Linked DNA regions of Homo sapiens: region 2 is linked to region 1. The links are chromatin contacts, found by Hi-C or POLR2A ChIA-PET in ENCODE. All regions are on one chromosome and are shown on one strand. The core of a region is the stretch at or near the end of the contact, and the rest is flanking DNA. Distances in the headings are between cores, read along the strand shown. Region 1 holds the start of STOML2 (stomatin like 2). Region 2 holds the start of NOL6 (nucleolar protein 6).

Region 1 (2,700 bases), core at 101-2,600:
CATACTCAGGGTCCTCCACACCGTAGCTTGCCTGAGATGGACACGGATAGTGTAAGAAGCTTGGGCACAAGATTTTAGTGAAGAGGGCAACTCAAAAGGCTGGATAAAGTAGGGGACAGGTACCTTGTAAGGGTCCATGATGCGCAGGTAAAGGACTCCATCGATTTGCAGAGTTACATTGTCTGTAGAACCAGGAGAGAAAACGGGGAAAGTCAGGCCTCTAGGTCCCAACCAGTTCTTTCTACTAAGCTCTGGATCTACAGCAACCACATCCTAATAGCCTCAGAGCACCCATGTCACCCTGAACCCCTCACCGAGAGTCACAGCCGACTGCTCAGGCACGTTGATGACAATTTCCTTGAGACTCTGCACATATCGGATCCGGTCTAACACAGGGATGAGGATGTTCAAACCCTGGAAAGAGGAGTCATGGGTCCTCAGAAGGCTGGGAACTATTGGGTTGGGACCTAAGCTAGTCCTGGAGTATGTAGGGAGTCAACACATGGAACATGCCCAGAAAAGCAGCAGCTCCTACCAAGAAATAAGTCCTCAGAAGGCTGAGGTGTCACTGGTAAGAAAACCCAAGAGAACAGGAATGCAAGACTAGGCCCCTGAATGGAGGGGAGAGTCATGAGAATCGGAGCCAGCAGAATAGCCATCTCTATGCAGACTGAGAGGTAGGGCTGAGAGTGGGCAGGGGAGATTCCCAAGAATGGGGCCTGTGAGATGCATAGGAAAAGGTGGTAACATGGGGATGATGGTCAGCAGCCTGGGCCCTGTCAGGTCTGGCCTACAGAGTCGGGAGCTAACAGTGCGGGCAGGCCCAAAGGAAGTCCTCCCGACATTGCATGTCGTGAGGGATTGGTCATCTGGCTGGCCCAGGGTGGGCAGAAGAGGTTTCTCACAGGCTCCAGGATCCGGTGGAATCGGCCCATTCGCTCCACCACCCAGGCCTCCTGCTGCGGCACGAACAGTACCACGGTGTTTCGGGGCAATCCAGAGGAGGCGCGGCGCGGAGCGCGGCCAGAAGCCAGTAGAGAGCCCTGAAGGAAAGAAGAGGGTGAGCAGAGATCCCATCTGGCCAGACACGCCGCCCCTCGGTCCTGAAGGCATCTCCATAAACCACGACCCTCAGGATCCTCGGAGAATCACATGGGGACCATGACCTCTGACCCCAGTCCTCTCCAAAAGTTGGAATTTCGCTCTTTTCCAGCGGAGAACCCAGGTAATCTCTGTCCTGACCCTCTGGAAAGGTTGCCTCGCTCTCACCCTCAGCAAAAGGGCCCCAGTGCCCCGCGCCGCGCGCGCCAGCATTTCCCACCGCCGCAGCGACCTCCGGAACCAACGAGACGAGCGGAGCGGTCGCTCCCAGAAGCCTACCCGAGCCTTTCCTCTTGCAGTTCCGCTCCCCCGGATGTACTTCCGGCAGCTCCCTCCCCCGCTTCAACACTCACCCAATCAGCGTTACTTGGTCGAACGGCGCGTCAAGTTGTTCCCTGGGAAACGCAGACCTTCTAGAGAAGGGCGAAGGCTGTGGTTGTTCTGGGTTTAGCTGTTCACGCCGAAGATCCCCGGCCTGATGGCCAAAATGGAGGCTATTTTTCGCGGGCATTATCACTCAGACACCACGCACTGAATTATTCGTCCTCACCCGAGACTCAGTTTGCCCACCAGAGCGTAGTATCGCCCCCATCTGTCACCATAGCGACTAGTGGATTGGAGCTGACTCGTTGCCATGGTTGCCATAGTGATATTCTCTGGTAGTCCCGCTGTGTTGTGCCCAGGACTCCCACTGGGGACTGACCCCAATCCCGTTGCCATGGAAACTGGGCCTAATATTGCCTGGCGATTGGGCCGAGATTTTCCCCTCCCCTCTTTCCTCAAAGACACTGCAGCTCCTTCCCTGTCTTCCCAAGCAAGGTTTGTTATGCCCGGTCTTAAATACAGTCCAGCAAACAGCCTCAACGTTCAACCTTGTCTGGAGCATGTCACCTTGCCCACATCCCTAATGCTCTGGTAGTCAAGAGACCTCCGTAGTCACCTCCATTTTACATATGAGGGCACTGAAGTTCTGAGGGGCTAAAGTCATTAATAGAACCAGTATTAGAATCCTGATCTACAATTCAGAGTTCAGCTTCTACGGCTGAACTTTACCCACCAACCCCTCCGAAAGGAGAAAAACCAGGCCCCAGGAATCAGCAGGGACTAGCCTAAGACCTCATGGGCCCAGGCCTGTTGCCTCTCTGGTAGAAAGGGCTGAGTCCCAGCTCCAGGAAGGCCCTCCATCCCCCTTCACACCCTCTCCCCAACAACAACAACAACAACAAAAGTAGAGCTTAGTTCAAGTTTCCAAACAAGAATTTATTCTTTCTTTTTTAATCTTTTTTTCTAAAAAAAAGTACCAGGTACAATTTTTTCCTGTTTTTGATTTGCTTTGTTTTTTCAAGTTTCAGCAAATGCTTGTTCCCCTCAGCCCAGCCCCAGGAGTTAGGACTGAGGCTGGGTCAGAGTCTGGAGTGGGGAATGGGGTAGTTTGGAACCACATGACTGAGTTTGAGGGGTGCCCCTCACCCCAGCTGAGGTAGGTGGGTCAGAGTCTGGCCAGGTGAGAGGAGGCACCCCAGTGCTTGGCCCTGACTCTGCCCCCTGGACACCTTCTTCAGTCAGGACCCCAAAACAAGGAGACACAGGTAGGAGGAG
Region 2 (2,700 bases), core at 9-2,508, 1.6 Mb before region 1:
TAGTGATAGAAGCTGACTGGGCCCAGGCTGGACACGGTGGCTGACGCCTGTAATCCCAGCAGTTTGGGAGGTGGAGCTGGGCGGATCAGCTGAAGTCAGGAGTTCGAAATCAGCCTGGCCAACATGGGGAAACTCCGTCTCTATTAAAAATACAAAAATTAGCCAGGTGTGGTGGCACATGCCTGTAATCTCAGCTACGCGGGAGACTGAGGCAGGAAAATCACTTGAACCCAGGAGGCAGAGGCTGAAGTGAGCCGAGATCGTGCCATTGCATTCTAGCCTGGGCAACAGAGCAAGACTGTCAAAAAAAAAAAAAAAAAAAAGAAGCTGACTGAGCCCTGCCCTAAGTAATGCCCAGGCCCCTTGTATTTTCAGGAAGTTTCCTCTTCTGCTGATATAGGCCTGGGACTTCTCAAATGTCTTTCCCATTCTCGCTCCAACCAAATCCTGCCAGGTTCCACCTCCTCTAGGAAGACCTGACTGCCTCAGTTTACACTAAATACTCACTGATGGAAGGAGCTAGAACCGACTGGACCCCAGAGGACACATTTAGCAAGTCATTAAATCCTCAAAATAATTCTTGAAGACACTTGAAGTCCCACTATTCACTCGAGGTTCCACAACTGGTACACCCGTACTATGAGCAGGCTTCAAAGGCAAGCGTGCAGGATCCCAAACCTTTTCCCCTACAGCCGTGGGCCCATCCGCTCCACGATGCCTCTCATCCCAGAGAGCCTTACTGGAGCGCTCCAGGAGAGGCACCGTATGCCCTCCGCTACAGCGGGGAGCACAGAACTGGACACAAATTCTGTGGAGGAAGATCCCGCTTATCGTCAAGGACCACCAAATAAAAGAAACGACCCAAGTGTGGGTCTCTTCAACTTTGAGGTGCAGAGCTCCAGAAGAGAGCAGAGGCTCTACCGGCTTCACTGCTTCTAACCAAATACTGCCAGGTTCCATCACCCCTAGCAAGCCCTGTCTCAGTGCCACTGGCTGGAAACATCCTCCAGAATGGGCCGCCGGCATGGCTTTCACCCGCAAGCTGTCAGATCACGCCATCTCGGGCCCTGCAGCCAAGGGAGCGCACATTGAGCCTCTGTTCCTCCCCGATGGCTCAACCCACCTCTGGCTCTCCAGTCGCTCCGCGAAGCTGCTCTCCAGCTGGCGCCGGCCCCATCACTCAGGGTCCAGCACTCTCCCGCACTTCAGATTCTAGCCGGGTCTATACCTCATAGCTTCCCACGTGGGCGGAAATGCCTAACTCCAGGCCCAAGTCCAGCCCACCCCAATTCCTCAGGACTCCACCCACTCCAGAGCTATTGGATTATCAGTCGATTACTCGCTTGCCATTGGCCGGGCAGTCTCAAGGCCCGCCCATTAGGGGAGGGGACAAACGGGTTTCTGTGCTTTACGGCCTCTTCGCGACGCTAGAACGGAAGCCTGCCCGTAGCTAGGCCTTTGCTTTCTTTTCCTCACTTCCTTCGCGTGGCTGCAATCGGGAAGGGCGGAGCTAGTTTGTTCCTTTTGGTCAGGTTTGTTTACAGCAGTTATTCCTCCCTTTTTCTTTATTTGCTACACCTTATCAGTTAACAAATCTTGTCAGTTCTACCTCCAAAACATACCTTGAATTTATTCATTTTTCTGTGTCTTCACTGCCAGGTTTAGCCCGTCACATCATCTTGTTCCCGAATTATTGTTATGACTTTTCTCCAGTTTTTACTTATTACTTAGCTTATTACAATTTCAAGTAATTTAGTTATTTTTATTTATTTATTTATTTATTTATTTATTTATTTATTTATTTATTTTTGGAGTAGTCTTGCTCTGTCGCCCAGGCTGGAGTGCAGTGGCACGATCTCAGCTCCCTGCATCCTCCCTCTCCCAGGCTCAAGCGATTCTCGTGCCTCAGCCTCCTGAGGAGCTGGGATTACAGGCAGGTACCATCACACCCGTCTAATTTTTGTATTTTCACTAGAGATGGGGTTTCCTCATGTTGCCTAGGCTGGTCTCAAACTCCTGACTGCCAGTGACCCGCCCACCTTGGCCTCCCGAAATGCTGGGATTACAGGCCTGAGCCACTGCTCCCGGCCTATTTTTAAACTATTAAAAATTTAAAACAAATGTTGCAAGAATAATATAATGAATGCGCATATACTCTTCACCTAGATTCACTTAGTGTTACTATTTTGCCAAGTTTATCTTTACCTATGTATTTACATATTATTTTGCAAAACCATTTGAAAACCAATCACACATCTCCCTAAATACTTAGGTATGTATCTACTAAGATCAAGGACTACCTCTTATGTAAGCACAGCCCGATTATGAAATTAAGGAAATTTAATCGTGATTCAATACTAGTATACAAATTCCATCTTTAAATTTTGTCAGTTATTCCAGTAATAACCGTTATATGTTTCATTTTATTTCCTAATGCAGGATCATCTAAATTCAACTATTACCATATAATATATATATATATATATATATATATATATATATATATATTTTTTTTTTTTTTTTTTTTTTTTTTTTTTGAGAGAGAGTGAGTGTCCCTCTGTTGCCCAGGCTAGAGTGCAGTGGGTCGATCTCAGCTTACTGCAACATCCACCTCCTGGTTCAATTGATTATTGTGGCTCAGCTTCCCAAGTAGCTGGGATTACAGGCATGCGCCAACACACCAGGCCAATTTTTGTATTT

Evidence for each region. A loop is a pair of places that touch in the nucleus more often than their neighbours do. ChIA-PET counts read pairs that join two places held with the same protein, here RNA polymerase II (POLR2A). Pooled maps may share reads with other maps.
Region 2: a pooled map shows a loop between it and region 1 (10-fold over the local background). The contact joins the promoter of NOL6 here to the promoter of STOML2 in region 1. A Hi-C loop is called at or near these places in 1 of 168 maps with a recorded cell type or tissue (naive thymus-derived CD4-positive, alpha-beta T cell), 1 of 37 single-sample maps with no recorded cell type and 7 of 50 pooled maps. POLR2A ChIA-PET finds 5 or more read pairs at or near these places in 1 of 52 experiments (activated CD4-positive, alpha-beta T cell).

The regions. Positions count from the first base shown.
Region 1 is chr9:35,101,781-35,104,480 of GRCh38, forward strand. It overlaps STOML2 (stomatin like 2), which reads right to left and starts at 1,351. Exons shown (of 10, transcript NM_013442.3): 1 at 1,270-1,351; 2 at 906-1,043; 3 at 315-414; 4 at 124-182; 5 at 1-31. The coding sequence starts at 1,314. It overlaps ATOSB (atos homolog B), which reads right to left. Exons shown (of 9, transcript NM_025182.4): 9 at 2,337-2,700. It also overlaps a transcript of PIGO-AS1 not described here. RefSeq lists enhancers at 729-988, 1,119-1,388, 1,399-1,448, 1,569-1,618.
Region 2 is chr9:33,472,666-33,475,365 of GRCh38, forward strand. NOL6 (nucleolar protein 6) reads right to left here and starts at 1,259. Exons shown (of 26, transcript NM_022917.5): 1 at 1,124-1,259. The coding sequence starts at 1,177. LOC107987061 (a long non-coding RNA gene) reads left to right here and starts at 1,475. Exons shown (of 3, transcript XR_001746648.3): 1 at 1,475-1,532. RefSeq lists an enhancer at 871-1,210.